Regions from separate parts of the Homo sapiens genome. Here region 2 is linked to region 1. Evidence: chromatin loops called from intact Hi-C (ENCODE). Cell type or tissue: GM12878. All regions are shown on one strand. Links, peaks and the distances in the headings refer to the core of each region. The heading gives the core; the rest is flanking DNA.

Region 1 (16,277 bases), core at 5,310-7,809:
AGTGCTTTGGGAGGCCCAAAACAGAAGGATCTCTTGAGACCAGGAGTTCAAGACCAGCCTGAGAAACACAGCAAGACCCCCGTCTCCACAAAAATTTAAAAATCAGCCGGGCATCATGGAGCACATTTGTAGTTCTCACTACCAGGGTGGCTGAGGATTGCTTGAGCCCAGGAGTTGGAGGCTGCAGTGAGCTATGATTGTGCCACTGCACTCTAGCCTGTGCAACAGAGTAAAACTCTGTCTCAAAAAAAAAAAAAAAAAAAGAGGAATTATACTTTTTTTAAACCAGAAAACAAGAGTTCTAAAATGTGCTGACCTCTTCTGTAATGAGTGCCAGTAAGTAGAATGCTACTTAATGGGTATTTTTAAACAAACAAATAAATACTCTGTATCTTTATGGTGAAAGTAGAATTTTTTTTAATGGGTAAGAAAGCCATTGTTCTTTTAAAACAGGCACTTGGAAATCATTTCTACCATTATGTGATAATGTTGCCAATTTCAATGTAAGGATGTCATCTCTAAAATCTCCTTATCTGCACACACTCAAAACAGAACATCAAAACTTGTTTTAAAATCTCCCAAAATGAAGTATTTCAGGGGTCTTGAACCCATTTATTAAATTCAACATATAAAAGTATTAAATTTTGCAATGAGTTTGTAAGAACAACTGATTGATATCAAGACTGACTGAAATATATTAGCTGGATTTCAACAAAAACCTTTGCAGAAAACAGTGGATGTGACTAAAAAACAAGTTATCAAGATTTCGTAAGTATAATCCAGGATGAATTTCTGCCATGGGCATCTGCATATCATTGTGAGGTCTCTTTTGAAATATCCTGACTCAAAACAGAACTTCTAGCTGCAAATGACACCAAGCTATTCTGAAATAATAAATTATGCTCAATTGCAATGTTCTTAGTGAAAAAGAATCATTCTTAATAGATAATTTCACTTAATTCTTCAACAAATATCCATCTCTTATATACACATGTCAGGCACTATTCCATGCTCTGAGATATAGCAGGGGACAAAACTCACAAAAATCCCTTCTCTCATGGAGCACATATTCCAGTGGGGAGAGAGAGAAAATATACTAATATAAATAAATAGTATGCCAACTGGTGAAAAAAACACTACATGAAAGGGATGCAAGGAAGGCTAGAGAATGCTGGGGGCTTGGGGGACCCTCTGAGAAAGTAACATCTGAGCACAGACCCAAAGGAAGTAAGAGATTTAACCACAGGGCTATCTGGGGAAAAGCATTCCAAACAGAGGGAACTGGAGGTACAAAGGCCCTAAAACAGGAAATGCCTAGTATACCTAAATAACAGCAGGAGGCCAGTGATGCTGGAGCGAAGTGCAAGTTGAAAACAGTAACAGGAGATAGATACAGAAGTAACGTAATAAAGCCGGGTAAGGTCGTATGGACCTGTATTGTGCAAGATGGCAGCCACTAGCCATGTAAGGCTATGGAGTACATGAAATGCAACTAGTTCACATGGAGATGTGCTTTGACTATTACTTAGTACAACAAACAAACAAAACAAAAGCAACGTAACATATCTCAGAAGTGAAAATACTGTTAACATACTGGGCTAAATAAAATACATTATCAAAATTAACTTCGAGTGGTTCATTTTCCATTCATTTTTCCTTTATCAAAAACTTTTAAATTACCTACGTGACCCTCATGTGTAGCTTACATTATATTTCTATTGGGCAGTGATGAGATAAGCTATGAGGTCTTATGGACCACAGTAAGGGTGATTGCTTTTACTGAGAGAGAAGAAAAGCCACTGCAGGGTTTGGGCACAGCAGAGCATGATGTGACTTAACATTTCACGGATTGTTTTCGCTGCGGGGAGGACTACAGCCTCTAAGGGGCAATAAAGAAGCAGATGAGAGAGGATGGTGGCTTGGACCAAGGTGGTGGCAGCGGAAGTAGTTCTGATAGATGAAATTTTGGATATATTTTACAGGTAGAGTCAACAAGACTTACTGATGAACTGGATGAAGGACAGATGAGAAAGAGGGAAATCAAGCATGACCAGAGGTGTTTTCGATAAGCAACTGGAAGAACAGCATTCCCATAAATGGGATGGGGAGACTGCAGGAAGAACATATTGGGGAGGGAAACCAGGAGTTCCATTTTGGACACGTTTAGTGAAATATCTGTTAATATCAAAGCTGAAATACTAAACAGGCAGATGGAGACACAGGTCTACAGTTCAGAAGAGAGTTTGGGCTGCAGACAAATGATTAAGGGTCAACAGCATATAGACTTTTTAACTTTCCATTATAGAAAATTTCTGGGCTGGGCGCGGTGGCTCACGCCTGTAATCCCAGCACTCTGGGAGGCCAAGGTGGGTGGATCACGAGGTCAGGAGATCGAGACCATCCTGGCTAACACGGTGAAACTCCGTCTCTATTAAAAATACAAAAAAATTAGCTGGGCGTGGTGGCAGGCACCTGTAGTCCCAGCTACTCGGGAGGCTGAGGCAGGAGAATGGCGTGAACCCGGGAGGCGGAGCCTGCAGTGAACCAAGATTGTGCCACCGCACTCCAGCCTGGGCGACAGAACGAGACTCCTCAAAAAAAAAAAAAAAAAAAAAAAAAGAAAGACAATTTCTAACATAAGTAAAATGAGAGAGAACCGTATAATAAACCCCCAGGTACCCATCACCCAGCTTCAACAATGATCAGCTCATGGTCAATCTTATTGATCTCCCAGGATTACACTGAAGCAAACTCTGGAGATCACTCATATAGATGGTATTAAAAGCCATACAACAGGAGAGGATCACAGACAGAATGAGAGAAGATAGAGAGGAGGTGCCCAGGGCCTTTAATGTTTAGAGGTCAGGGAGATGAGAAGCCGAGAAGGAATGGCCAATTAGGCAGATGGAAAGCCAGAAATACACACCCTGGAAGCCAAGTGAAGAAACAGCGTCAAGGAAAAGGGTATGATCAGCGGTGCCAAACTGAAGAGCTCCTGTGAGGAAGATGAAGAAGTGACCACTAGAGTCAGGATCATGGGAGTTACCATGGACCTTGCCAGGAGCACTTTCATCAGAGTGGTGTGAGTCAAGAGAGGATGTGAACACAGCAAGGACTGAAAATATGGAGGGACAGATGATGGGGCAGTAGCTGGGAGAGGTGACCAAAGAAGACTTTTTGAAGATGAGAAAGCCTTTGGAAACGATCGAGCAGGGGGAAAAAGTGGTGATGCAAGGAGGAGGGGACAGGCTGGGGCAATGTCGAATATGTGAGAGTAACTGAAATTTAGGGCAAAGTAGAAGGCTGCCCTCGGACAGAACCATGAAGAGTTCATTTAGGAAGAAGGTAGGGAATACAATATATCCTAGCCATTTGAAGTCTTTTGTTTTGTGTTTTATAATACTATAATGTATTTTAGCACAGCACTACTTTTTATAAATTATAAATACACACACAAACAAGGGGAATTGCTCAAAAGTTTTAACTGATATGGGCACACAATCAAAACGATTAAAGACCACTTAACTGAAAGAAAACAAAACATATCATCAGAGGCTGAACATGCCTTCAGTGACAAGGAGATATGTATCATAAGGATACTAGGTTTTATATCTGAAAATATACTTTTATTAACTAAGATTTTTTTAAAGGCTCAGACACTATAATCCAGTAACTACAATACAGTTGCATTTGAACTGAAAATGCAAAAATATAAGAAGAATCATGGACCATTCTCAAAATCAGAGCATCACAGGAGTCAGAGTCTGATTATTTACTTACATAAAGAAATGTAAATCAGTTAAAAGTTTTATCAGCAAGACAGGCCTGAATTGTATCATCATATTTAGCTACTGAGGCAGACTGGCTAACCAATACACAACGAACAGCAAATCAAGAAAGTGGGCCTGTCATCTGAAAGGCTGGCAGGTAGCCTAACTGGAACAGGCAAAAGCCCCAAACCAACCTGAAGTCCACAAAGCCACAGAAACATCCAATTTGCTCAAACATATTAGCAACACTTGGCTTTTGCCAAGCCCTGTAACAATTCAGAGCCCCCCTCTTTAAACGTGTTCATTTAGCCTCTCCACAATCCACCAATTCAGGAAGCTCTCCATTTTAACTTTCAGAGCTATCCACACTCAAGCCCAAAAGTGTTACATGGATACACACAAGGCCCAAGCAGCACCACAGTTAGAATGCCGGGTCGTGTGGCTATGAGACACAGGCCTGCCACAGAAGCCATGCCTGGCTTCTTGAACATTCTAGGCGCACCTTTGTCAACCACATAAAATGACAGCATGAGAGCATGAACACCAAGCTATAAAAACGTGGCAGGTCTGCCTGCACAGAAGTGACGGTTGTGGTCACACTGCTCAGCTGGGGTGAACGCACGGGGAAAACTGCCAAGCAGCAGCTCTCCTGTGGTCAAACTGTAAGCTCCAGGAGTTGGGCCCTGTCTGTCCTTTTCACAGGTGTAGGCCCAGTGTCCAGTACAGCTCCTGAAACAGAGCAGGCTCCCAAGAAACATCTACTGAAGGAAGGGAAAAATGACTAGCTACATTAAACCATAAAGGCAAGAGGGATCATGAAAAAATGCTCAAAATCATAAAAATCATCTAACAAAACTCAGGAAGCTGTTGATGGCAGCTGACTGGGAAGAATCGTGGGTAGCTAAGTAAATCTAAAAGGTAGAATTGCAAAACATAAATTCTTTTAAGAATGACCATAATCTTTATTAACAGAGCCTTGAAGATTTGTCATCAACTAAATGAAACATGAGGATCTTGTTTGGAGCCTGACTCAAACCAACTGGCTGTTTTCAAAAAAAAAAAAAAAAAAGAAAGAAAGAAAGAAATTGAGACATCGAAGGAAAGTTAAACACCATTTGGATATTTGGATGACAGGAGATATTTAGGGATGACTGTGCTTTTTCAAGGTGTAATAATACCACTAGGGTTAAGTTTTTAAAAGGTATTATCATTTAGAGATATATTAAAAAGTATTTATAGATAAAATAATACAGGATCTAGGTCTTGCTGTAAAATAATCCAAGAAGGGAGTAAGAAAAAGGTGGGTGAAGGTATAAAAGAAATGAGAAAAGCCATGTGTTGATTACAAGTCGAAAAACTGGGGGATGGGAACATTGAGGTGTATTACGCTAACTCTATCTTTGTGTACCTGTGAAAATTTCCATTGACAAATTTGAAAAAAAAAAAAAAGACTAACCATAATGTCAAACCATAGTTAATTTCCTCGCATTTGCCGCACTGTTGGAAAATAACTGAGAGGCATTTTTAGTCATACATGGACACAGTGGTTTCTGAGGAGACCAGCAGAACAGAGCTGAGAGTCCCATCTTTTCTTTATCCCTGCCATCATGTTCATCTGAGACTCACTTGTGTCATTTCTGCTTTCATCCTAGGCCTGAAGAGGTCTCCATGTTTCCTCTCACAATGGCTCCTACTCTCCTTCCACTCTTCCCTTCTCTGCCGCTGGTTAGTTCTTCACAATTCTGGTGGCCCTCTGCTATACCCAATGATCCTGACTACCTCTAACCCACCTTTGTAGCCAGGTTATATTCCTTCCTTCTCATGGCCCTAATGCCAATGGATTCTGTCATGCCCATACAGCTTTAACCCTTCTCTTTTCCTTAAAGGCAGTCACTTAAAGGCACTCATCGTCATACATCCAAGTATGTCCATCTTCCCCCAAATTTGTCACACTTGCTGCGTTAAGCACCTCTCTTCCTCCACTTACCCACTCAGATTCCTCCTGCACATTTCCAGGACAGATCAAACAAGGATGGGTCAGCCAATAAATATCTGAGGCCTATTGTGTGCCAAGCTCTCCACTCAGCACTGGGGTGACAGCAAAGGACAAGACAGATACAGACATGCTCTCTTGAAGCATGTGATCCAGTGCAGATGGAATTAAAATTGGTTCAGCTGCCCATAAACCTTCCAGATCAAACTGTGAATCTTTTATTTACCTCTGTATCCTGAGAACTTCACACAGCGCCTGCCATATAATAGATCTTTAATAAATATCTGATAAATGATATTTATTTATCCAAGTCAGTGCAGTTGTCTCAACATAAGTTTAAGACCATATAGTATGGGGTCACCCTAAACCCTACAAATGAAAAGATATTTAAGAGAGAATGTTTTCTTTATAACAGCCTCTGGGGAAACTGTGTCGGGGAGGTATGAAGGAATGCTCCTAGAGCCAGAGTTACCATTACCAGCTAAAAGCAGCTCTAGGTGTGCTCGACTTCTGTCTTCTTTGCTATTATGGATTGTCTGCTCCCTCCTCCTGCTGCTGGCCTCCTCCCTATCAAGTGTAACGAGAATCAACCTCAGTCACCTCCGTTCCCCCTGCTACTTCCAGCAAGTGGTTTCCTCCTGCTACCAACGTGTCTCACTTCCTATCTGAGCAGAACTGCCCCAACTGCTGGGCTGCTGCTGTTCTGCAGCAGCGAGAACTTTAGCCCTGTTCCTAGCTAGGAGTTTCAGCAAGACTCTGGCTTGAGGACCAGGTCAAAAAGGTGGAAACTAGGACACAGAAGGACTCCATGAAGGTTGGCTGCAGGAATAATGAATGCTGATTCCAGTCCCAAGCCAACACAGACACATGTCCCACAAACGCCAAGCCCAGGGCCTTATTCTGACAGAGTGGATGAGTGCCAGGTTCAGACAGACATGCCAGGCTGGGTTGCAGGCTCTCTCTGTGGCGGCATCTCCAGGACCTTGGCACTAAAGGTGCCAGTAAGATCAGAAACAATAGAGATATCAGGGGAAAGATCCTACAGGACAGGCGGAACCAATGAGCCTCCTTTCTCCTCACTCAACACTGGGCTTGGGTCAGTCCAGTATATCCTTGACCCAACACTTGGGTCAGTCCAGTATATCCTCTGTACTGCCCAGGGAAATCAGAATGAGAGGGACAGTAGCTTGTCAAACCCAGTCCTGCTGAGGAACTCAGGCCTCCAGGCTCCAGGGAAAAGGCTGAAAATGAAAGAGCTTTCCTAGATACAGAGTGACTATTTTTGAGCTGACTCTAATAATCTACTATTTCAACTACCAGATCATCCTCTCATGGGATCACAAAGACAGGCCCAATGCAGAATCTTTAAGAACCCTAGAAATCTGAAATAGCCATCATAAGCATCCTCAGTAAAAGGCCAAGCACTTTTCTGGTAGTCTACAGCAGGGGTTGACAAGTTTTTATCTTTTATCCTAAAGGGCAAGATAGTAAATATTTTAGGCTTATGGGGCATACAGGCTCCCTTGCAGTTACTCAACTATGCCCTTGTAGCATGAAACCAGCCTCAGACAATACACAAACAACGGGCGTGTCTCTGTTCCAGTGAAACTTTATTTACAAAAACAGGAATCCGGCCCACGGGCCACAGTTTGCAATCCCTGGTCATTGGGAAAACCTGCTCTTCCAGTATTTCCATGCTCCAAAGAGGAACAGAGGCTCCCATCCACCCGGAGGGCTCCTATCCACACTGAAGACAGGGACCCACTCTGGGGACTAGGCCTCCATCCCTACTAGTCCCTCCCACAAGGTACTAAGAAATCTAGGCTACTTGTTCAAAAAGCCTGGTCTGCATCAGAAACCTGGGCAAAGGTGGAAAAAGCTTTCCAGACATCAAATCAGAGGGCTTCAGAACTGGAAGAAGCTAGATCCCTAAGACTAGACACTTAGGCCTGGAAAAGGAAGTGGTGTGTCCAAGATCACGTAGCTAGCAAAAGTCTCCTGACTCTGTCCAGTGCTCTTACTCCTCCAGGGTGATAAACAGCTTGCTAGAAGAGGCCAAAGACTTGTGGCACATTTCTACAGCACGTCCCCGAGCTATAAGCAAATGGCACAAGACCTTGGGGGAAATAAGTGCATGCGTGTGTGTGTGTGTGTGTGTGTGTGTGTGTGTGTGTGTGTGTGTGTGTTTTTCCAGGTATACCTGGACATAGTTACTAGGGAGAGGAAAACTTAAACAAAAATCCTAACTTTAAAAAGGGATATGGTTTGGTAGAAGATGTGGGTTTTTGTTAGCAGAAATGTCCAGGGTCTGGGCAAGCCCTGGGATAATAAACCAGTACAAGGCATACAGCCTCACTCAATTCCAGGTAATGCCCCAGGCCCTAGGATCTACCTCTACCCACCTTCAAGCTTCATAATCCAATATCCTTCAAATCTTTTCCCAGAACTGACTTCCATTGCATATTTTACTTGCCTGACCATAAACATTTTTATTTGGATACCCTGCCATCATCTTGAAGGCAACATGTCTAAAAGAAAATCAAACATGACTCCCCAAAACAAGTTTGAACTCTAATGTTTCTATTTCTATAAATCACTAAGGTTCAAAATTTCAGCACTTTCTCTTCCCCACGTCCTGTCCTCAAGCCAGAGTAGCACTCCAAATTATCTCTTCTTCTTCATTTCCACAGGCTCCACCCTAACCTATCACCTCCGATCTGGTATGTTGCTAGTCTCCTGCTGGGGACCCCAGATTCCAGGCTTGCAACAATGCCAGATCTTCCCCCATATACTCATCCTCCTTTCATTCACCACAGTCTCTTCAAGGTCAAGGTCCAGTGCTACTCACCTTCGGCTTCCCAGTTCCCAGAACCTCACCTAATATGGGGGGCACACAATAAATGCTGAATGAATGAATCACGGTTTTCATCACAAGATGAAAGAAAAAACTTAAACAAAAATCTTAACTTCAAAAAGGGATACGGTTTGGTAGTTTTCATCACAAGATATCTGCACAAGAAACCTCAGGCCCTTCCTAGTTCCTACTCCCTCGAACCCAGACTGCTGAACTCTGAAGGCCCACCATCATCTCACCCTGCCCACCTCAGCTCCTACCAGCCCAGAAACAGGCTTTTGGCTCCATCTAGCTCATCAATGCTGGACCCTCCTCATGTGCCAGGCATTCCTGCATCCACATCTCTGCCCACGCTCTGCTCACCCTGCCCTGTGATGACGTCCATGCCCTTCCCCCTGCATCTACTCCAACTCCTACGCAACTGCCAACTGCCGAGCTGTGGGGGGAGACAGGGGATGCAGGAAGAGGGGAGATGATAAAGAAGACTGGGGAAAGGGGAGCATGATGAAAACATGCTGGGGTCTCTCTCTGATCCTTGGAAGCATAACCCTCTCAATGGGTCACAGGCGATTTAGAGAAGGAAGAGCCGGGAGGAGGAGCCAAATTTTTCCACTGAACGAAAGGCATGATTTTCATCACTGCTTCTGTTGCCCCGGTAACCAGGGACAGCCCAGTGGAGAGTACAGTAAAAGAACACCATGTTTATCTTTGCTGTCTGATCTACTTCCCTGTACACCCTTCCCTGACCATCCCCTAGCCCCAGGCCTGCTCCAAATCTCTTATAATGCCACCACCATCCTTCTAGTTACCCTTGCTCCTCAAAGGCAGAGCTAATTTCTCCCTCTCTTTATCCAACCCTAAGTACCATGTGTTCTTCCACTGCAACATTTTGGGGTTCATCTCGCCATGCCACCTGCCATGCCAGGGGTCCCCCAAAACAAAGAGCTGGTATCAAAGCACAAGGATGGCTTCTGCTCTACCAGACAGGGCAAGTGGGACTAGTGGGGCAGGAAGGTGAGGAAAACTGCCCAGCCAACCGTGTTCTCATCCCACACAGCTGGTGTGGAGAGGGACCTGGCTCTCCCAGCCCCCCTCCTATGGCTGAGATCAGGAGAAGGAGCCAGGTTGGGGATCGGGGGAGTAGGTTCACCCACAGGCTTCCACAGATCCTGCCTCCCACACGGACACCGTGTCTGCGTGACCTGAGAGCGGAGACACAGTGCTCGCCCTGGAAGATTATATAAGCGTTATATAACATGGTGGCACCAATAAGCACACAGGAGCAGTTGTCGAGTGCCAGGGACAGGCCAGGGGTGGAACCAAACCCAAGGGGCTGGAGGTTCAGCCCTCCTGCCACCAATGCCAAAGCAGCACCAGGCCCTGGCTGCCTCGGCCCTGTCTATACCTGCTCCTTCCAGCCCAGAGGACACAGAGAGAAACTTGCCAGGCTCTGCGCTCTTCTTCCCACTCTGGGCAGCAGGGAGGGGCCGCAAAACCGTCACCACCCTGGGCCATGGCAGCCTCTGCCCATCCGGCCTAAGGCAGCCTAGCTGCCTTTCCTGCAGGGGAGCAGCCATGGGGTCCTCGGCAGGGGAGGGGTGTGGACCAGTAGCCCCCTCCTCTCTGTCCTCCTACCAGAATGTAGGAGCACTTGTTTGGGGAACAAGTGCTGCAACAGCAGCTCCAGGATTGGCTGGGCCAGCCGTTCCTCTGCTCTGTCACTTGCTGTTTCTCTAAAAAACAAAACAAACCGAAAGGGAAAGAAAAAAAAATTAAGCACATTTGACAAATGCCAGATCCCAAATTTTGGTCTACGGTTGCAAAGCTGGAAGGAAGGGGTCCTAAGGAAATTACCCTATTTCCCTACAGCCCCCATCTCCCACCATTCCTGGCCAATTCACCATCTATGAACTTGGGCTGTGAGCCTGAAGATTGCTCCGCAGCCCCTATCTCTGGAGCTGCCTCAGTGGCTGTAGCTCCTTCGGGTAATATTCCCCCTCCCTCTACAGAATGCTCAGAGTCTGCGGCTCCCGGATATACACGCGGGACTAGGCGGCCGGCCTGGGGCAGTTCTGGGCAGTTTGGGCCAGGTCTTAATCAAACTCCTCCACCGTCATCACCACACCCACTTTATTAATTTGGCAGGGGTGGGGGCAGCTGAACAGAGACAGAGCCAAGTGATCTCCCGCAGCACCTGCCCTCTCCTGAGCTATGCCTCTGGCCTTCCCGCCTCCTCCTCCACACGGACCTCCGCGCCCCCTGAAGAAGGGGGGAAAAAGAAATACGCATTAATACCTCGAGCCTTGGCGCACCAGCCCTCGCCCCCTCAACCACCTGTCTCTGCGTTCTCCCCCGCAGCCTTCCTCAACTCTGGGCGCCCCCTCTGCAGCAAAGGGGCACCACGCCCACTGCGGAGAGGAGAAATGCAAGGTGGGGAGCGGACAGGGGCTCACTTGAGGGCCCGGGGGCTGCTCACTCACCCCTGCGCGCAGCTGGCCCTGGCCCCAGAGCCTGGGGCCCGCCCGGAGCTGCTCCAGGCCGCGACCGCTCCCACCCCCGCGGCGAGGCCAGCAGCGCCCCAAGGCCGCGCTGCAGCCGGGGTGGGGCGCGACCGGAGCGCGGCCGGGGCCCTGGGCATCGTCCCCAGGGAGCCCACCCTACCCCGGGACGCTCGGGGACCGCCCTGCAGGCCCGGCCCAAGGTGCCCACTCCCACCTGGCCGAGTCCCGGCTCTTACCTCGGCGGCCTTCCGCCCTCCGGGGGTACTGCGCAAACAGGCTCTCCCCCGGCCCCCGCCCGCCAAGCGCCCCGCTGCAGGCCCGAGATGCGCAGCCGCTGCGGACGCCGGCTCCGCGGCGGCCGCTTCCCGGGCGTGTGAGCTCAGCCTGCCCGCGCGCCCGCGCTTCCCACGCTCGGCGTCCCGCGCGGCGCCACCCAGCGGCCGCGTCGGGCGCTGCACGCTCGTGTCCGGGAAAATCTGCAGCAGCCGGGCCTGCCAACTGATTCGGAAATTCCCAGAATTTGACCATGGGCTTGCGGCGGGGCGGGAGACCTGTCAGGCCGTGTGGCCGTCGCTAGACTCGGGGCAGAGCAGCTCCCACCCACCCTGTCTCTGAAGGGGACTCCAGAGTCTTTGCAAGATATTCTGATTTCCCCCCTGTTCCTCTGACCTTGCCTCGCCATATTTCTTCCAGGGCAGTGGAGACTGTGGGGATGCTGGTGACTCCTTGTAAAATGGGGGTGGAGAATCGAGGGGTGGGAAATGGGTGGGAAGCGCTCGAGGCTGGCATCTCAAGGCCTCCATGGGCCCGTCTAGAGATCCGAGGTGTGCACTGAGTCACTTCCCGAGCTTGTTAGAACACACATGCACAGATGCCCCAGCCTACCTGTAAATTCTAATTCGGAAATTTCAACTGCTGTTTTTAACCTTTTCTTGTACCTACACCCTTCTGAGAATTGCAGAAGAGCTATGGACCCTGTCTTCAAAAAAAGCACATGCATACAGAAATATAATTTTGCACAATATTTCAGGGAATTCTGAAACTCCTCAAAGCTCCGTGGATCCCAGCTTAATATCTCACTTTGTGCAGATACCCTAAGCAGAAAGAGCGAGCTGGTGATTACCTGAATACGCTGCCATCTTATCTCATGCTTTTTCCTCCTTCAGGGATATCTCCACTGGACGCCCAACCTCACATTTCCGCCTGTAGAAATTCCACCTGTCCTTTAAGGCCAACTCGAAAACCTCTTCCTCTCTGATTTTCCCAATCAGCAATGTCATTTATGACCTCAGTTTTCTGAGAGTATGTCTTTTATGGCTGTTAACATGTTATAAACACACCTGTATTTATTTCTGTGGTTGGTTTTCTTATCTCCTTCTAGATAGCAAAACTGTTTTAAGATCAGTTTCTCCCTCTGCAACTACTAAGGGCCTTACATGGTATGCCTTCGACAAACAGTTCTTAAGTAATCAGAGAGATTGGATTGAGAGAATAGGAGGCCCAGCAAATGCCTTTGCTCTACCTGCACCTTTCCTCCCTTCCTGATGCTCCACCACATGGACCTCTAGGCGTCTGGAAAACAGAATCCTCAAGTTGATAGGCTTATCTCATTCATTCCTGCTCCTCCAGGCAAGGCAGCCATAATTTAGGGGTTCCTGGATGAAGTTGCAAGACAAGTTCATGCAGGACACACATACCAAATAGCAGATATTCTACCACCAGTGTCTCCTAGTCCAGTGAGGGATGTCCCCACCCGCCTGGTGCACAAGCAATGTGGATGTCATCCTTGACTTTTCCATCTCACTTCCCTCCTTTCTTGCACATATGCCAATCAATCACCACATCCTGATTCTACTTCCTAAATCTTAAATCTCTAAGATTGGCCCTCTCTTTATTCCTAGCTCATTCCACCATTATTTCTTGCTGGGATTTCTGCATTTGTCTCTAGCCTAACTCGCCTACCTGCCTCCAGCCTCACTAGGCCCAGATCCAGTCTCCACATCTGCTGTGTACTGAATGTCTGTATCTCCCTAAAGCTTGTTTGTGTGCTCTTTCTCTCTCTCTCCCTCTCTGCTTTCCAACACGGGAGGATACAGTGAGAAGATGGCCAACTGCAAACCAGGAAGCAGACCTTCTCCAGACACAGATCTGCTGATGCCTTGATCTTAGACTACCTTGCCTCCAGAATGGTGAGAAATAAATGTTGTTTAAGCCACTCAGTCTGTGGTATTCTGTTGTAGCAGCTTGGACTAAGACAATATCCCATTTAGAAGGATCTTGCAAATATATCAATCCTTTCCCTACGTAAAACTCTTATGCAGTTTCATTCTGGACTAAGGATGAGGTTCAAACTCCTTTGCCTGGCTCACAAGGCCTCCTAGATCTGGGCCCAACTGACTCTCCAGCCTCCTGTCTTGGCACAGCCTCCACTCTTACCTATATGCTTCACTTGTACTAAACACCATGTTTCTCTCCATCTTGATAAAAGTCCTCCCCCAATTTTTTTTTTGAGACGGCCTCACTCTGTCACTGTCACTGGGGTGCAGTGGTGTGATCTCAGCTCACTGCAGCCTTGATCTTCCCGGCTCAAGTGATTCTTCAAACTCAGCCCCTTGAGTAGCTGGGACTACAGGCATGCGCTACCATGCCCAGCAAATATTTTTGTATCTTGTAGAGACAGGGTTTTGCCATGTTGCCCAGGCTAGTCTCCAATTCCTGAGCTCAAGCGATTTGCCTGCCTCAGACTCCCATAGTGCTGAGATTACAGGCATGAGTTGCCGCACCTGGCTGTCCCCGACTTTTTGAGACTTTGTTTCACCTATTCCTCAGGTTTCCCAACTGTCTCCTCCTGCACCACCTGGCCCTTCCTCTGCTATAATATGAAAATCACAATATTGTTATTGTTCTTATATGACGTCTGCTTTCCCTGCCACACTAATACCTCTGCGATAGTATCCTCAATGCCTAGCACAATACCTAGTGCCAAATGGGAACACATAAATATTTATTAAATGAATGAAAGCTTTGAACATGGCACATAGCCCAGATGAGAGACTCTGGGGGTAAATGCAGTGGTGCTTCATAATCTAAAAGTCAGATAGGGTGGGACAGGCCTACTGCTTTTTAATAATAGCACTATTCACTGTTTTCAAGTGAATTTCAATCTTTCTGAGTTTTTTATTTCCTTATCTAAAAAATGAAAATAATAATAATTAGGGTTGCTCTGAAGGTGGCCAGAGATATATGTGTAACAAAGTATTTTGTAATTTTAAAATTCTCTCTCTCTCTCTCTCTCTCTCTATATATATATATGTTAGAAGTATTGTATTACTTCACTTGATCCTCACAATAACATTTTGAATAGACAGCTGACATTTCCTACTTTGCATATAAGGAAACTGAAGGTAGACATGGTAAAGCAATTTGCCTAAGGTCACCCAGATGGTTGCCAAGGAACAGAGGCCTGACATGGGATTTCAAGCTCAGACTCTCTCCGCCACATCACCACTGCTCCTCTCTCCATCCCCAAAGTAGGTATCGATGTTGGGACACGTACATGTTGACATCCTGAGGATCATGCAGCTCATAAATGTCACCACTGACCGCTTCTGAAGGGTTTTTATGTGTGTGTGGATGTGTTTGTTGAGGCACAGGGGGCAGAGGTGAGTTGTTGGTAGAAAATGGACTATATATCAACAGTTACCAAGATAGGAAAGAATGGGGTGGGGAGGAATTGGCCTTGGCCTTGGGTCTGACCCTATGCTCTCTATCTCTGCCCCTTCTCTTACTCTAATGGGGCTACCTCAATTGACAGCCCCCTTTACTGTGTAGTTGGACCCCCGCAGGCTCTGAGCTTCTCAGAAGCTGGAGATCTTCCATTTCCTCCATATTTTCAATTCTGTCCATCAGCAAATGTTTATTGAGCTCTTACCAAGTGCTTTGTCACAGCCCATGGAAGCCTGGCCAAATTGCTTAACCTCTCTGAGCCACAGTTTCCCCATTCTGCAAAATGGGATTGATAGCCCATCACATGGCTGTTGGGAGGATTAAGCAAGATAACCTATCAACTGTTGGTGAGCTGTTGCTAGTGGAGACACCTGCCCCCAAACCCCACCCTGTGTCTGCTATTTTTCATATGAATGCAAGGGGATGTCTGCTTAGTAACTAGGGGACAGAGCAGATCGGAGGAGCTGGGAAAGTGAGAAAAGGAGTATGAAGGCTGCAGTACTCCTCAATGTGCATTTGTCGGGGATATGTAGATGGCTGTGGGGCTCAGAGCTTGTTGGAACTCTTGAAGAATGACTTGTGAGTTTCTGGACCCAGGCAGAGCCCTTTGAGCTTGCAAAACAAGGTCAGGCACGGTGATGAGAGGCTTTCCCAAGCTCTTGGTGGGCGGGGAGCACGAACCACTGAGAGCCACAACAGGAGAGGCAGAGCAGAGCAGCCATCTTTTGGTGACCACAGCTGTGAGGGCTCATCTGAGGTCCCTTTTTGGGAACTCCCAGAAATAACTCAAGGGCATCTGAGAATGTAGATGAAATCATCAGACAAGATATTACAAACATAAAGAACGGAGGTGGTGCCAGGCACATAGTAGGAGCAGAGTGCCTCTGCCCCTCGGTCTTCTGATTATGCTGCCTTGGCACTAAGCATGTTTGTTTCTCACTGTGTCCTGTGCTGTAGGGAACACCCAGTGGAACTGCCCTTCACAGATCCCTGAGTGTGGTTACAGTGGTTTTTCTCTTTAAAGATTAAATCTTTTTTTCCCCTTTCTGCTCAACAAAGACAACAGCCTTTTGGTTTTTGATAAACGTTCTTTTCCTACTAGCAGGTGGATATGCCCGGGGCACTAAGAACTGTGCTTTTAAAACACACACAAGCCCAGCTGTTTGAATCTGCCACTTCTGTATGTCTTACTTCTCTTATCTCCTGCCCCCGGGGCTGAGTTTTCTCTGCCTTGGCAGGCTGATAACATGTGGAAGGAAGAGAACAGTTCTAATTAATAGACTAATTAGTGGTACAAGTCTTTAATAGCTGATTATAGGGAAGTCATTCCCCACCCCCCAAGTGATTGATTTATTTATTGCTGTTGTGCTGCATTATTGCAAAATAGTCAGCTTCTAATTATCTATTGGCTGGTTCAATCAAGCCTTTTCCTT
Region 2 (16,277 bases), core at 7,359-9,858, 110 kb before region 1:
AATGACATCCCTGCACACCAGCCTCCACCCACACTGCCCTTCATAAGCCCCTAAAAGGAGATTCCATAGTTCTAAACCTGGTCTACAAACACACATATCCTCATTCTCTCCTTTTCTTCTCTTTGGCAGTTTGGCAAAATCTTTAGGGGGAGTTGGAGGAAACATTAGTGTTTAATCTCCTAAATCCCCTTCATTCAAAGCTTTGGCTTCAAGTTCTACCCCTGTTAAGGCCTCAGGAAGTTCACTGTCGACACCCTCCCTTTGAACTCAGTCACTAAAATGATCTCAAGGCTAAGGGATAGACCACAGCTCCACTTCACAAGTAAGCTTGCAACACCTGATTTAGGAAAGTTTGCTGTGCAGACAGTTGTAGCTCATCCCTTTTACAGACCAATCTTGATTTGTTTCCTAGGGTTAAAATTATTTAAATCAAAATCTCTCAGAACTTTGTGGGCATTTGGTAAATTCATGCTGGGGGAGAACTGGCAGAGACATGTTAAATGCACTTGACCACAAGAACCATTTATTTCATCCAATATTTACCAGTTATTCATTGTACACCTACTATAGATTTTGGCACTGTAGATATGAGAAAATGCTATCCCTGACTCACGAAACTTATCCAAAAAGTAGAGAACAAGGCTCAGCCATTCAAATAAAGCCTCAGTTGAATCAAATAAAAATAAGTTTTAAATATTTAATGTGAAAGTCTTCGAGTATGTTAAGAATGGCTTAACTCAGGGATAGAAATTTTACTGATTGAAAGAAAATTTCAACAAAATACCAATCTTTGAATCTAATTTGACACCCGAAACTAGGCAATCAAACATTAGCACTATTTTTTCTTCTATAGTTTATAATAAAATTTCTCATGAGAAAAAAAGACATTTTTCTTCCAAGCCTGAAAATGGATGGAGAATTTTTAATATTTATTGTTGCTGAGAACAGTAAATAGACTATCCACTTTCACAAATGAAGGCTGGCTTTGAGCCACAGAACATATCTGTTATATCACTCTTTGACACCATATATTAACAGAAATAATAATTTTCCCGCATTGAGTTTCCTATTTACCATCTCTTTAATTATACCCGCTTTAATTGCTGTCATGGAGTGTTGAATTTTATAATCCAAGATACTAAGATGTTTATCTGATATACCACCTCCACACTTAATGTCTTATAATCTCTGCCAAGAATTTAAAAATTTTTGTTGGTCGGACAGGAAGAGGAAATTCCATGGTTTGGTGAACCCAGAAATTGTTCAGTACATCTCGGTTATAAAACTGTGTTAAATACACTTAAACTCTATAATTCTATAAGACCCATTTTAGGTTTATACACTGAGCATCCAGTTCCTCACCGTCCTCTCATAGGTTAACCCTGTGTAATACAAGTTCTGCTCCCATAATTCTATGAACAAAACAGCCCTTGATATATAGGTTTGATTTTTTAAATACATTTTCTTTACTTTATTCTAAATGTAACATAAGGTCAACATAGAAAACTGAAAAGCATAAGGAAAGTGAAATATCTGTAATCTTATCAACCATTGTTAATTTTGCTGTATTCCTAGTTTCTTTTTATACATATCAATATGGTACTTTTGTTTTAATAAAAGGACTGCCAAAAGGCACATGCCAGTTTGGACTCTGCTTTTTCCACTTACAATGATATCATAGTTTCTCATATTTGGTATTCTTTTGCAATATTTGCTGCATAGAATTCCATCACACAAAGGTAACTGCCAGAAATTCTTTATTACTTTTGCTAGACACTTAGGGTTTACATTTTTTCAAAAATTAATCACATCAGAGTTTTGATCACATCAGAGCTTTGATCACAGCTCTGATGATTTCTCTGGGAACTGAGAGCCTAACACAAGTCATGTCCACTTTAAGACTTTTAACATACTGAAAAGTTATGTTACAGAGTGCTGGTCCCCCTGCAACACGTTCACTCACATTGGCTGACGTTTTAATTCTTTGCCAATCTGAGGGGAAGAAATGTCAACTCTTTGTTTGCTCTTTTAATGTCAGTCATGTCCTTTTCCTTTTACCGGTCATTCCGGTTTACTCACAATCCTACAAATCAATCCTGCTCATTCTTAATTTTCCAGTATTGTTCCTCAGATTGTTTCACCAGAAAAGTTCTCCCCCTTATCCACTCTTCACCTAACAATTTCTACCCATCCGAATCCTTCTGCATTTATTGCTTCCAGGAATTTGGCACTTAGGACACCCTTGTCCTTACATTGTTCATGCATGTATATTTCGTCTTCAATAAAAAATTTAGTTGCTCAAGGGCAAGGGCCCCATAGAGTCTCAATATTCTAATTGCCTGGTGTTGCTTAATAAATTAGATTCGGAAGGGTCCCCTCCAGGGAGGGGAGCAAAGGGCAAATTACCTTAGGGGCTGGGAGTGCAGAAGCCAAACCTTTGAGATTGTGAAAACAAGACGGCCCCGAGACGATCCAGTAGCAGGCATTCAAGCAAGAAAAACTCAAATATTGTTCCCAATAATGCCTGACTAATGCCAAATACCAAGTAAGGGCCCAGGCAGTCCTGACAGCCTGCAGTGCCCCAGGATAAAACTAACCCTGAGGGGTGCTAGCCCACGGTGACCCCCTGTCTAGACTCTGGATCTCTATTTTTAGGTCGAAGTGCTTTATTCTTGACTCCCGAATTCCCGGAAACTATTACCAAAGCAGCTTAGTTTTCTCTCCACCCTGCCTGGGTCACAAATATGACGGCGAGCCAGTCCTTTCCCGCAGGACGCCTCAGGCTTCCGGGATGGTAGGCCAAGGGCTTAGCAAGAAAAAAGGCGGCCTCGGGGAACCTGTTCTGTTAGGTTCCGCCAGGGCCTCCCCCTGACCTCTCGAAGGCCAAGGGCTGCCCATGAACGCCGAGGCTCCGCCCCGCGGCCCGCCGATTGGCCCCAGCCGCCCTGGTGACTCGACGCACTTCCGCCCCGGGCGCGGCTCGGGCCACGCCCACCTGTCCTGCAGCACTGGATGCTTTGTGAGTTGGGGATTGTTGCGTCCCATATCTGGACCCAGAAGGGACTTCCCTGCTCGGCTGGCTCTCGGTTTCTCTGCTTTCCTCCGGAGAAATAACAGCGTCTTCCGCGCCGCGCATGGAGCCTCCCGGCCGCCGCGAGTGTCCCTTTCCTTCCTGGCGCTTTCCTGGGTTGCTTCTGGCGGCCATGGTGTTGCTGCTGTACTCCTTCTCCGGTAGGACCCCGGGGCGGGTTCGCGCGTCCGCGGCGAGACTAGAGCTCTCCTCAGTCGGGCAAGAGTCGCGGGGCGGGGCTCACAGCAGGCCGTGCCTGTTTGGGGACAGGGTTCTCTGAGGGGTGCAGTGCTCAGATCCCGGGGGTATGTGGCGGGGAATGCGGGGACCACGCAGAGCCCGAGGTGAAGCTTGTTTGGTGGCGTCGTGTGCGCGGCCAGCATTTACGCAGGATCTGGCTGCGTCCCTAAAAAAAGCGTGAATCGTGTTTTCGGGATTGAGCCAGTCGGCCAGGGGAGCGCGGACTGGGCGCCCTAGGTGAGGGCTTGTTCTGGAGTGCACAGGTGCGTGGGAGTGTTGCTAGGGCCCGTGCTGTGTCCGTGGTGAGAGTTTGCCCTGTGTTCCCTTGGTGCCTTGGTGAGTGGGGTGTTCATTAGGGCTTGGACAGTACCCGCGGTAAGGGTTGCAGTGCGTCTGCTGTGCCCCATGTGCTGGGCTGGGCGAGCAGGGGCCTGGCCAGGTGTTGCTGGGAGCGTGCTGTGCGTAAGTGGCCTGTGTGCAGAGTTCACTGTGGGCAAGACAGCTCAACTGTTTGCTTTGAATGGAGTGAGCGCGGACTCTGGGGCTAGGGAGGGCATGTTGAGTGAGAGCAGGCTCTCGGTGCCTGGGGTTAGAGAGGTGGTAAGGGCGCGCCATGCTTTTTGTGCCTTCTGTGAACAGTCTCCGTGTTACCTGAGCTCCTATTAGTTTGTAAATGGCTGCTTTTTTGGGGGGTGGGTGGGCCATCGAGTCTTCTTCCTGTTCCCAACCAATATAGATAGTATCTGATTCCATTGCCTAATGGCTTTTTGACATTGTTTTCCTTCTTTTCATTACTTTGAGTCATATTTGAGAGATGTGAAACAACCTAAAAAACAATGGTAGCCAAACCTAGTGAGAAATTAGTATCCTAACAAAGGAAGGCAGATAATGTTAATCTTGTTTTCCCCTGCAGCTCATAAGCTAAAGCTTAAGGCCTATCCCACTAAATTTATTTTGTATTTCATTGAATGGAATCAATACTTTTAAAAATGCATGCTAGGCCAGGCGCAGTGGCTCACGCCTGTGATCCCAGCGCTTTGGGAGGCCCAGGCGGGGTGATTGCCTGTGCCCAGGAGTTCAAGATCAACCTGGGCAACATGGCAAAACCTTGTCTCTACAAAAAAATACAAAAATTAGCTGGGCATGGTGGTTTATGCCCGTGGTCCCAGCTACTCTGGGGGCCGAGGTAGGAGATTCACTTGAGCCCAGGAGGTGAAGGCTGCAGTGAGCTGTGATCATGCCACTGCACTCCAGCCTAGATGACAGAGTGAGACCCTGTCAAAACAAAACAAACAAACAAAAAAAAAACCCGCTAAGAAATACATGCTTATTGTGCGATACGAACAGAATCAAAAGACAGCTATTTTTAATATTTTGGCATATTTGTTTCTGCCTTCATGTGCGCGTCATGTGTATCTATGTCCAAATTATATTTAGGATCCAATAACATGTATAGTTTCTACGTTGCATTTTTTTCCTTAGGAGCATTCATTCAACGAATATGGGTCTTGTATGTCTGGTGCTATTACACTGGTAGGCAATAACAAACCATTCCTATTTTCTTGATCCTTTTTTCACTATTTGTTTACACACACATTCATGCAGGAAGATAAGCAGGGACTTTGTTTTGCTCAATGATAAGTGCTCAGTGCCGGGAACACAGTAGATAACCAATAAATTATTTGCTAAAATGTATTGGGATTGGCAGACATTAAAATCCAAAACATAATAGTGACAAATAAATTATGAACCAAGGGAAGTGCTCTGGAGGCAAGCAGTATAATTTTCAGATATAAATCTGACAGCATTTAACAAATGATTGGAGAGAGGGAAGGCTTCTCTGCTCATCAAACAGACTTTGGGGCATCTGTGCTTGCTGTTCCCTCAGCCCAGGAACATTCTCCTCCTGACCTGCTGCAGAAACAGTCTCGCTCTTCTGCAAACTCAGCTGGAATGTTACACCCTCAGAGACCTTCTCTGATCACCCCACCTCGCGACCCCCCCATCTCAGGTTGAACACATACAACCCAGTTCAAGTCCCTCTTCACTTGTAATCACCCTTTTAAAATGACCTTTTCTGTTCTTTGTCTCACCCTGTCAGAATGCAGGGATCCTGTCTGTCTTGTCGCACTTGTGGTTCCAAAAGCCCGATTTGTTTACCTCTGTATCTGTTAAATACCAGAAAATTAAATATACTATTTGGCTGGGGCTTAGAGCCTAGGAAAAAGTTCCTCCTGCCTCCAAGAGGAAGGTTCTTTAAAGAGCTATGCTCAGGATGGTCTTTCTGCGGTACCTAAAAAGCTAGGGCAGTGGCAGCTGAGAGCCAGAAAGGATCTGTCTCCCCTATTTGTTGACTCTGCAGGGCTTCCAGTACTTCAGTCTTGCATCTCACTGATCATTAAAACGTTCATTTTGAAGGAGGGTAATGGGAGTAGGGAGTAGTGGTGATAAGAAGAAAACAAAAGGACTTTTTTTTTTTTCTTTTAAGATTAATGTTTAGAATAGGCTTAGTGCTAGAAGTTCAGCCTGGACAGCATAAGCAGACCTCACCTATACAAAACATGTAAAAAAAAAAAAAAAAAATTAGCCAGGTGTGATGTTGCATGCCTGTGGTCCTAGCTACTTGGGAGACTGAAGGGGGAGGATCACTGGAGCCCCTCATGGTCAAGGCTGCAGTGAGCCCTGATCATACTCCAGCTTGGATAACAGAGCAAGAGACCCTGTCTCAAAACAAAACAAAACACACACACATACACACACAAACAAACAAAAAAAGAAACAAAATAGGAAGCTGAAGAAGATAATGAAAGCGATTTGAAATAGAGGAACATAGAATTATGAAATGAATAGGGTGCAACATGGAAAATAACAAAACTAAGAATGAAGAGAAGGAAAAGCAAGGTTAAGTTTGAGGTTCATAAGGGTAAATCAAGACAGGTATGAAACCTAGAGAAAGTAAAAATGAGAAGTCACGATGCTAGGCAGAGAGAATACGTGAATTAAAATAAACATTCAATTTTTGGAGCAACTCACTCTCACAAGGAGAAGGTTTCGTAAGCAGACAGTGCTGTGCATGGGAGACCTGCCCTCTCAAAGGTAGTTGCCAAATGGTTCCAGATAGTTGAAGGAAACATGTATCAAATTTCAGGCCAGTCTCATTCCTCCAGAAGAGGAGCTGCTTTTTTGGACAAAACCCGCAATCTCCTGTTGTGCGTGGTCTCTTCTGCCTATTTTAGGTGTTTTCCTTATTTCCAGTGAAAGAAGCCAAGATCAGTAAGCACTTACACAGTAGCGTCTCAGTTTCCTTACTGGGCATACTACAATGCAAAGAGAGCAGTCCATATCTGGTCACCTGCCAGGATACCAGAAGACTGGGAGATAGGCAGCACAAGAAATGGCCTAATCTTCTTTCTCCATTGTGCTGTAGAATGATTATTTTCAATATGAAATTGATTACAATATATTCTTCACATTGTTTTGTGTTTGACAGCAGTGGATTTTGAATACCAAATTTTTTTTGAATAGCTACTCTGAGTGACATATTGTGCTGGGTGTTGTGGCCACATGGATGAATGGAGTTGGCCTTGTTAACTATTAAACACAAAAGCATGTGATAGTTACCTGAGAGATCCATGCAGGGGAGAGTCCAGGGGAAGGTGACTGATCACTGCTTCCCAGGGGGAGGCAGAAAATGCTTCCTGGAGGAGATGATGGGTGGATTAAGGAAGATGAGTTGAGCAGGAGTTGTAGCTACCAGCCAGGGAGGAAGGGTATTCAGAGCAGAGGAAGCAAGGTGAGCAAAGGCACCAAGATGTGACACTACTGGACTGCCAAGCTATTCAGTGTGGCAGAGTAGGGCAAAGGAGGCAAGAAAGAAGGAAGAGGATTAAATCACAGGGTGAGTAATTCTGAAAAGCAACAGACTCATCAGGAGTAAACACTCACCATCATAAATTCAGACTTTCACGTTATTACCTGTCCTTTTAGGGCAACTTGAGCCTTTTGTTTGACTTAGCACAACATGAATCCAAACTAGGGTTGTTTTGATTTTCCCAGGCACGGTAGCAGACAATTTCTTGAATACTTATTTGCAGATAGAGTTTGTCAGTGTCAGCATTTCTTGTGCACCCACAAGGTGAGTATAGTAGAAAAAGAAGAACATGGTTCTTGACCCCCAGGAACTTGCCTTTTAAGAGAAGACACCCTGAAGTGACAAGCTGTTATAAGTTAGTGTTTTAAACTATGGAAGAACAATCTGAGCAGAGTACTCTATACTGTAGAAGACTTCTTAGAGGAGAAGTTACTTTTGAAATGAATTTAGAAAAATGTGGGGAAAGATGCATCCATATATATTTTAAGATCAAAGACATTAATGCTGTCTCTTCAGTTTATTGTCGAATGTTTATTCCCAAACAAACCAAAAGCTAATAGGATGTTACTTAAAACATGCAAGTCCCATTTCCTCCACTGCTATGAGCACTCAGGTAAAAGCATGGAACAGTCATTTAAAATCTTGCCAAGGGCCTTTCTGTTTTTTCTGTACTACCTGCTGCCAGACCACAGTCCATGGCTGATGAAAGTGATATCAGTACTTCATCTTCATGTTCCTATTCTCTTATCCCTAGATGCCTGTGAGGAGCCACCAACATTTGAAGCTATGGAGCTCATTGGTAAACCAAAACCCTACTATGAGATTGGTGAACGAGTAGATTATAAGTGTAAAAAAGGATACTTCTATATACCTCCTCTTGCCACCCATACTATTTGTGATCGGAATCATACATGGCTACCTGTCTCAGATGACGCCTGTTATAGTAAGTAAACAAACCTCTTTTTTTTTTCTGCTTGCTCTAGAGATTTGCATACATTTTGGGGTACATATTCCACTACGGTGATGATGATTTTCTTCTTGTAAAATGAGGTTCAAGATAACAATGCATTTTTGCAAGCTTTGAGAAATCAAAATCTCCAAGAAATCATTTTCCTGGCAATAGATTGCCTGGGTGAATATGAATCTTAAGTTTGCCCTTATAATAAGTAAATAATGAAAATTATATTCCCACCCATTCAAAAGAGCACTGCAGAATTTTGATTTTGATTCAGATCTGTTTTATAACTGGATTGAAAACTATCAAAATTATTTTCTTTCAGGAGAAACATGTCCATATATACGGGATCCTTTAAATGGCCAAGCAGTCCCTGCAAATGGGACTTACGAGTTTGGTTATCAGATGCACTTTATTTGTAATGAGGGGTAAGTTGCTCCTTAGAGGAAATAAGGGAAGTGTTAGTAATTTTATTTTTGTTTTGCTTCTCTTCTTAAGCATTCCTGTAAACTTAATTTTGCTTTCTATGTGACAAGTTATACTTCTAGCCAAACAACTCTTGGATGTTTTATGGAGATAGGCAAGATATATAGTAAATAGAAAGTAATTGATATTTAAGGAAAGCAAAACTACTTGCTGTTTCTGACAATAAGTCTGTTGTAAGCATTAAGAATGTAGTAATCATGAGAATTTGTCCTTCACAACTGAGTGTCCCCTATTTAAATCTGCCAACTCTTAGAGTTGAAGTAGGGCTCACAAAAATGAGAAATAGAATTGCCAACTAAAGATACACTTGTATCCAGATGACTCTGTAAAGTGTTATCAGACCAAAACTGACGCGGTTAGCCTTTACCATCATGTTGATCAAAATCTCTCAGTTGAAAAACCTTATTTTTGAGACTGCTACAGTGTGAAGCATCTCAAGAGCAGGTACTGAGCCCTCGGTAATAGCCTTTGTTCTGTAGGGTTTTGAAGTTGTATATATTGGAGATACTAGACATTTAAGATAAATGTGCATTTATAGAGTAAATGTAAGTATTCTGCTATAACAGAATACTTGAGGCTAGGCATTTATAAAGAAAAGAAATGTATTTGGCTCATATTTCTGGAGGCTGGAGAGTTCAAGGGGATGGCAGTAGTGTCTGGCAAGGGCTTTTGTGCTGCATCATAACATGCTGGAAAGTGAAAGGGAAATTTAGCATGTGCAAAAAAGACAAAGCACAAGGGAGGGGGTTCTCGCTTTATAACAACGTGCTCTTATGGTAATGAATCCAAGCCTACAAGAATGAGAACTCATTCCCTGAAGAATTAATGAAGACCCTCTAGAAAGGCATTATACCTCTTAATGACCTAGTCATTTCTTAAAGGCCCCACCACCTCTCAATGCTGTTACACTGGCAATTAAATTTCAATATGAGTTTTGGTAGAGACAAACCAGATTCAAACAATAGCAGTAACACACCATAATATAGAAAAAGTAAGTGAGTCTTGGAGGAAAAATCAGCTGTGACTATGTAAGGCAACTGACAGTTTTTAAAATTTGGTCAAGTAGAAATATTGGAATATTCAGTTGACACATACTGCTTGCTAGGCACACCGAGGGATACCAAAACTTTAAGACAGTGACCTTCCTAAAAGAAGTTCTAACCTTATTGAGAAATAATATATACTGAGAGCAATAAAAGCAAAATACTAAATGAGAAATACCAAATAAGTAGAATTATTCATGATAATTACTCTAAGAGTCCAGAAGGAGGAGAGATTCCTGTGAATTTAAATCAGGGAAGATTTCATTGAGTATAGGGGTATACTTAATGAAAGTATTCTTATACTCAGTGAGCTATTCCTAGAAATACACTCTGTTCTAAATAATATTAATAGAAGCTAAAACTCATGTAGCACTATCTATGTGCCAAATGCTAACTTATCTAATCCCCTAAACAACCCCATGTACTGTTATCCCCTTTTAATCAATTAGGAAGCTGAGTGAAGGAACTTTAAGTGACTTACCCAAGCTCAAGAAACTAGATAAGTTGAGAAGCAGGGACTTGAATCTATCCATTCCAGCTCTAGGGCCTGTTCTCTCTACACAGTCCTTGTCCTTACTGTGCAAAGTGGTGTGAGAAAAGGCACAGAAATGAATGTGTAATGTGATTGCAGGAGGCAGCAAAGAGGCTGGGTGGAAAGGCACAGCAGATTTATTTAGACATCTTTGCTCTTGGCCAATATATATTCAAATGGGGAAACTCTATTTGATTAAATTGCAGATTTATTTAGCACTTTCGTTATATAGTATGTTGTTTAAGAAACCACCCCCTCAAACTACTGTAGTGTAGAAAAGAAACCATATAAAAAATTCCTTCATTATTATGTGTGTCTTATTAATTGCTATACAAAACAGTAACCCTTTCTTTTCTCATTTAGTTATTACTTAATTGGTGAAGAAATTCTATATTGTGAACTTAAAGGATCAGTAGCAATTTGGAGCGGTAAGCCCCCAATATGTGAAAGTAAGTAAATTCTTTTTTTTTAAATTTAGACCAGTAGTCCTCAAAGATTTTTGCCTCCTTTACACCCTTTACACTTTAAGATTAACAAAGATCCCAAAGAGGTTTCTTTTATGTGGGTTATATCTATTGGTATTTATCATATTGGAATTCAAACGGAGAGGTTTTTAAATAATTATTGATTCTTTTTGGTTTTGTTTGTTTTTCCTAAGACACGGTCTCAGGCTATTTCCCAGGCTGGGGTGCAGTGGCACAATCTCAGCTCATTGCAGCCTCAGCCTCTCCAGTAGCTGGGGCTTCAGGCATGTGCCACTATGCCTGGCTTTTTGTAATTTTTGAAGAGACGGGGTTTTGCCATGATGCCCAGGCTGGTCTTGAAATCCCATGCTCAAGCAGTCTGCCCCCGTGGGCCTCCCAAAGTGCTGGGATTACAAATGTGAGCCACCCCACCTGGCCTGATTAATTTGTAAGAATAAATGCAATACAAATTAACATATGTAACATAATTTTTATGAAAAATAATAATTTTCCAAATCAAAATAAAATTAGTGAGAATAGTGGCATTGTTCACATTTTTTGCATATCTCTTCAACATCTGGCTTAAAGCAAGATTGTATTTGGCCTGTTGTGTTATCACACAATATGTAGCCTTTGGAAAAATATCACTATATTCTTATTAGGATCAGAGTGAAAAAAGACAATAATATTTTGGTGGTATTGTGAATCACCAATTTAGAAAATGGATATATTTATAAATTGCAAAGGATTTCTTAACTAGCACCGAGTTAAGCATATTTTCTCATTAATTGTCAGCATTTCTTGTGATGACTAGAACAGAACTTAGCATGGCCTTCCAAATAAATACAGGCGTATTAGGCCGTTTTCGTATTGCTCTAAAGAAATACCTGAGACTGGGTAATTTATAAAGAAAAGAAGTTTAATTGGCTCATGTTTCTACAAGCTGTACAGGAAGCATGGTGCTGGCATCTGCTGGGGGTTTGGGTAGGCCTCGGGAAACTTAACAACCATTGGGAAAGACAGAAGGAGAGCAAGGTGTCTCACATGGCAGGAGCAGGAGGAGCAAGGTGGGGAGGACGGGAGGTGTTGCGCACTTTTAAATAACCAGATCTCCCAAGCACTCAGTATCACGAGAACAGCACCAAGGGGACGGTGCTAAACCATTCATGAGAAATCCACCCCCATGATTCAGACCCCTCCCACCAGGCCCCACCTCCAACATTGTGGACTACAATTTGACATGCGATTTGGTGGGGACACAGATCCAAACCATATCAATAGGTATTTACACTTTAAGAAAATGAGATTTGTTCTGAAAGTTAGTTACTACATTAATGGTTTGAATTTGGGATGATATATTTGCTCATAGAAACCTTCTTTTAAATCCATATTGAATTCACAAACAGCTTGTAGAAACCCTATATTGACAAATTTATTGAAGACACAGAAATTTTACTAATGCTGTCTTAATCTTTTACATTTCCTTTCCTCTTTTTCTTCATTTTTAAGAGGTTTTGTGTACACCACCTCCAAAAATAAAAAATGGAAAACACACCTTTAGTGAAGTAGAAGTATTTGAGTATCTTGATGCAGTAACTTATAGTTGTGATCCTGCACCTGGACCAGATCCATTTTCACTTATTGGAGAGAGCACGATTTATTGTGGTGACAATTCAGTGTGGAGTCGTGCTGCTCCAGAGTGTAAAGGTAGTGTTTCAATTTATTTCCTTCTTCATTTGTAAATACTATGGAAACATTTTGTAAATAGTTTCATCTACAGATAAACAAAGCAGGTGTATGTGCTTCCTCCTCCTGTATAATTGGTTTCTAATTTATTTTAATTCAGGTCAATTCAAGTCAAAAAATAGTTCTAGCTAGAGTTCCCTATTTCTCACCCCTACATGTTCTTGGCATTTCATTTTATACAGTGTGAACTACTGTGTACCTGCATGAGTTAGAAGTTTTTGTTTGAAAGAACCAAAAAAAAAAAATACACACTGGCTTAAAGAAAGTTTCATCTTGTATTACAAGAAATCTAAGAGTTCTGGCTATGGTAGTGGTAAACTGTGACAGACTAATCGTCTCACAAATAAAAATGATAAACTCTGGATAAAAAAAATTTTTTTTTTAAAGACCAAATGTTTAAGGCACTCTGGAGTGACCAAAAGTATGAAGACCATGTAGGGGACTTGCCCATTTAAAGAAAGAAATCACTGAATAACAGTGATTTAAAAGTATATACTCCCCAAGTACACATGAAACATTCTCCAAAGTAGACCATATTCTAGACAATAAGACAACTTTTAACAAACTTCAGAAAATTGAAATCATTCAACATGCATTATCACAATAGAATGAAAGCAGAAATCAATAACAAAGCCAATCCCCAAAGAATTGGAAAGTGTACAGGACACTTCTAAATAACCCATGCATAAAAGAAGTAGTCAGCAGGGAGATTAGAAAGTGTTTTGAATTGAATAAAAACACAACATCTCAAAATATCCAAATATGTAGGATGCAGCTAAAGCATTGCTTACAGGGGAATGTATAGCATAATATACTTGTGTTAGAAAAAAAGAAAAGTCTCAAATCAATGATCTAATTTTCCACCTTAAGAAACTAAAAAAGAGCAAGTTAAATCCCAAACTAGCAGATGTAAGGAAATGATAAAAATAGAGCCAAAATCAATGAAATTGAGAAAAGAAAAAAAAATAGAGGAAATCAGTGAAACCAACAGTTGCTACTTGGAGATCAATAAAGTGTGTAAACCTGTAGCCAGACTGACAAAAAAAGACGCAAATTAACCAATACTGAGAATGAAAGAAGTGGTGGCCAGGCGCGGCACCCCAGCCAGCTTGAAGACCCTGCCCTCCTGCAGCCGGCAGGGGCAGTCACTCCCGGACTTGTCCTTTTAGAAGTTCCAGCTTTACCACTTGCTGGTGGAGCCCAACCACTGCCGCAGGGTCCTCATCGCCAACACGCCTGGCAGATCCAAGAGGAGATGGCCCAGGATGAGACGTGGCACACACAGGCACCCGAGAGTGTGGGGTTGGCGTTGTTCCACTGCCTGGTTTCTGCAGAGATCCTGTGCCTGTGGCCTGTGCCCGCCATGTGGAAGCCAGAGGGGGTGTGCCATGCCCCCCGCTTTGGACACTGCTGCGTGAAGGGGCCAGTTTTCAGACCTTTGCTCTGTCACCTCAGCACTGGCGCCAGGAGCCCTGAAGAGCAGCATCTGGGAGACGGACAGCCCTGGGGAAAATAGAGGAGGCGTTCAGAAGTAGCTAGATGAGATATTTGAAATACTGAAGACCAAAAACCCCAGTTTGCATGGAAGAACTGGCCTCAGATGTGGTCAGTTCCTATGATGACCTGGACACACGGTGCTGACCCACACGATGGGAGGTGGCCCTGCAAAGCATTCAGAGGCTTGGGCCTGCTGCCGTCCGGCCTCCCACCTCCAGCTGCAATTGCATTCTGACCTGGGCAAGTAGGAACACGTAGTGGAGATCCTGATGGAGACCTGAGCCAGGCGTCCCGGAGTGCTGGCCAGGCGTGGAGTACGGGATCCAGCTAAGGGAGACTGGCCAGCCTATAGCCCCCCAGCCTTGCTGGCTCCTCTGCTAATTCCAGCAGGGTCTGCAGCCCCAGACCCATCCCCTTCCTTCCCGTCTGCAGAGGGCAGGCCAGAGGCTGGTCTCAGTGGGAGCTAGGGCTCTCCTCAAGGGCTTTTTGACCTTGGGCCAGTCTTGACATCCCCACAGCCCTGCGCCCCTCATCACTTTTCGTGTCTCTCGGAGACGGCGAGCTGCAACTGCAGCAATCTTGTTTAAATTTAGGTAGGTGAATTTCTTAGAATTAAGTTTCATATGTTTTGAGCAATAAGTTTTCTTAAGATATATATATTTTAATCTTTTTAGTTTTATCTCTGAATATTTTTTATTTTTTTTCAATGTATTTTTTTTCTGGAAACATTCTGTGCTGCTACATTAGAGCCTACACAGTTTAGTTGGTACATTTCATTCTTTTAAGGTTCAAATAAGGGATTTTATTTTCCAGTGAGTTTCCTTGCATTGTTAACAAGTCAACAGCGTTAACGTATGATTTTTTGGTTTTTTTTTTTTGTATACTTTAAATTTGTGTGCAACCCTTCTCATTTATGCCCTGTGTTACAGTGAGAGCTTGGTCAAAGTGGGGAAAACACACACAGCTGCTACACTTTTTTTTTTTTTTTTTGTCATTGGAACATTTGTGCCATGTCTTCCTAGACTTAAGTGTAAATTATGGAGGGTTTTATTTGACAATTTATATGTAAATGTCATTGAAGGCTAAGGTTAAATCTTTGGAAATCACAGGCACCAGTTGATCTTTAGAGACCTCAGATCCCCTCAGGTGGCGCCTTGTGATAGGCGGTGTTCTGGGAGGCTTCCTGTCAGGTTCCACAGCACAGGCACCTGCTCTGGGCACGGACTGAGCTCCTGGGGTGTGCACGGAGCTGCGGTGCGCCAGTCACATGCGCTTGGAAACAGCGTGTGCTGCTGGATTGGAAATGCCTACGTTGCTCTGTTAAATTGGTGCTGGAGCCAAAACCTAAGGTTAAATTTAAGTCTAGAATGAAAGAAATCTGAATCCATGTAATTAATGGCCGCTCGATCTTGAGAGTCCTTGACGGCCCTGCCTCAGGAAGTGAGGTGGGGGTGCCTACACCTTTCACTTTCCTTCCTCACGTCCACCCCGTATGTGTTTCTCATCCTTTTTCTGACTTCCCCCCATCCCTTAGCCAAAAAGCTTTATATTCTTTTGTGCATATGGTCATTCTTTAATATCAGTGATGTAAACTTTACTTGATTACTTTACAAAATTATTCAACAGACAAACAAAAGAATGAAAAAGAGAATATCACTAAATATCCTACAGACATTTAAAGGATGACAAGGGAATATTATAAACAACTTTATGCCTACAAATTTGACAACTGAAATGGACAGATTCCTTGAAAGATACAAAATGTCAAAACTCACTTGAAGATATGGATAACCTGAATACTCCTATATCTACCAAAGAAATAAAATTTGTAGTTAATAACCTACTGAAGGTCCAGATGGCTTCACTGGGGAGTTCTACCAACCATCTAAGGAATAAATCACAGCAATTCTACACAAGCGTTTCAAGAAAGTGCAAGAGGAGGGAACACTTCTCATCCCATTTTATGATGATAGCATTGTCCTTATACGAAAACCAGAAAACAAAAACATTATAAGAAAATTACAAATAATATCCTTGATGAACACAGGACCAAAAATCTTCAACAAAATATTAGCAAACCAAATCCTGTGATACATAAAAAGAAAAGTAAATCATGACCAAGTAGGATTTACCCTATGAATGCAAGATTAGTTCAAATGCAAAAATTAATCAGTGTAATTTGCCACATCAGTAGACTATTAAGGAGAAAAAAAATCATGTGGTTATCTTATTAGATGCAAAAAACAAAGAAAATGTTTGACAGAATTCATCATCTTATTTTTTCATGATAAAACTTCTCAGCAAACTAGGAACAGAAGGGTACTATCTATCTTACCCTGATAACAGACATCTACAAAAATCTCACAGCTAACA

Evidence for each region. Peaks named below come from ENCODE experiments on the same cell type or tissue, not always from the same donor. Only the 100,000 strongest peaks of a DNase experiment are listed, where the experiment ranks them.
Region 2: it touches region 1 in a loop (3-fold over the local background); 12 of 110 quality-filtered maps call a loop at or near these places.

What each region holds. Positions count from the first base shown.
Region 1 is chr1:207,857,674-207,873,950 of GRCh38, forward strand. No RefSeq gene overlaps it. Among named protein-coding and RNA genes, the nearest start is that of MIR29B2CHG, 43 kb to the left of the region's middle. RefSeq lists enhancers at 10,569-10,618, 10,699-10,878, 15,408-15,467, 15,618-15,667, 15,808-15,877 and a silencer at 11,149-11,538. In GM12878, for the core only: a CTCF peak has its summit at 6,455; a DNase peak (open chromatin) is centred at 6,398; H3K4me3 peaks cover 903 bases; H3K27ac peaks cover 618 bases.
Region 2 is chr1:207,749,079-207,765,355 of GRCh38, forward strand. It overlaps CD46 (CD46 molecule), which reads left to right and starts at 2,976. Exons shown (of 13, transcript NM_172351.3): 1 at 2,976-3,231; 2 at 7,936-8,124; 3 at 8,462-8,564; 4 at 10,561-10,646; 5 at 12,171-12,368. The coding sequence starts at 3,135. It also overlaps the pseudogene CDCA4P4. RefSeq lists silencers at 2,817-2,926, 3,506-3,863 and enhancers at 3,027-3,236, 13,131-13,931, 13,932-14,730. In GM12878, for the core only: no CTCF peak of the experiment used is centred there; no DNase peak of the experiment used is centred there; H3K4me3 peaks cover 189 bases.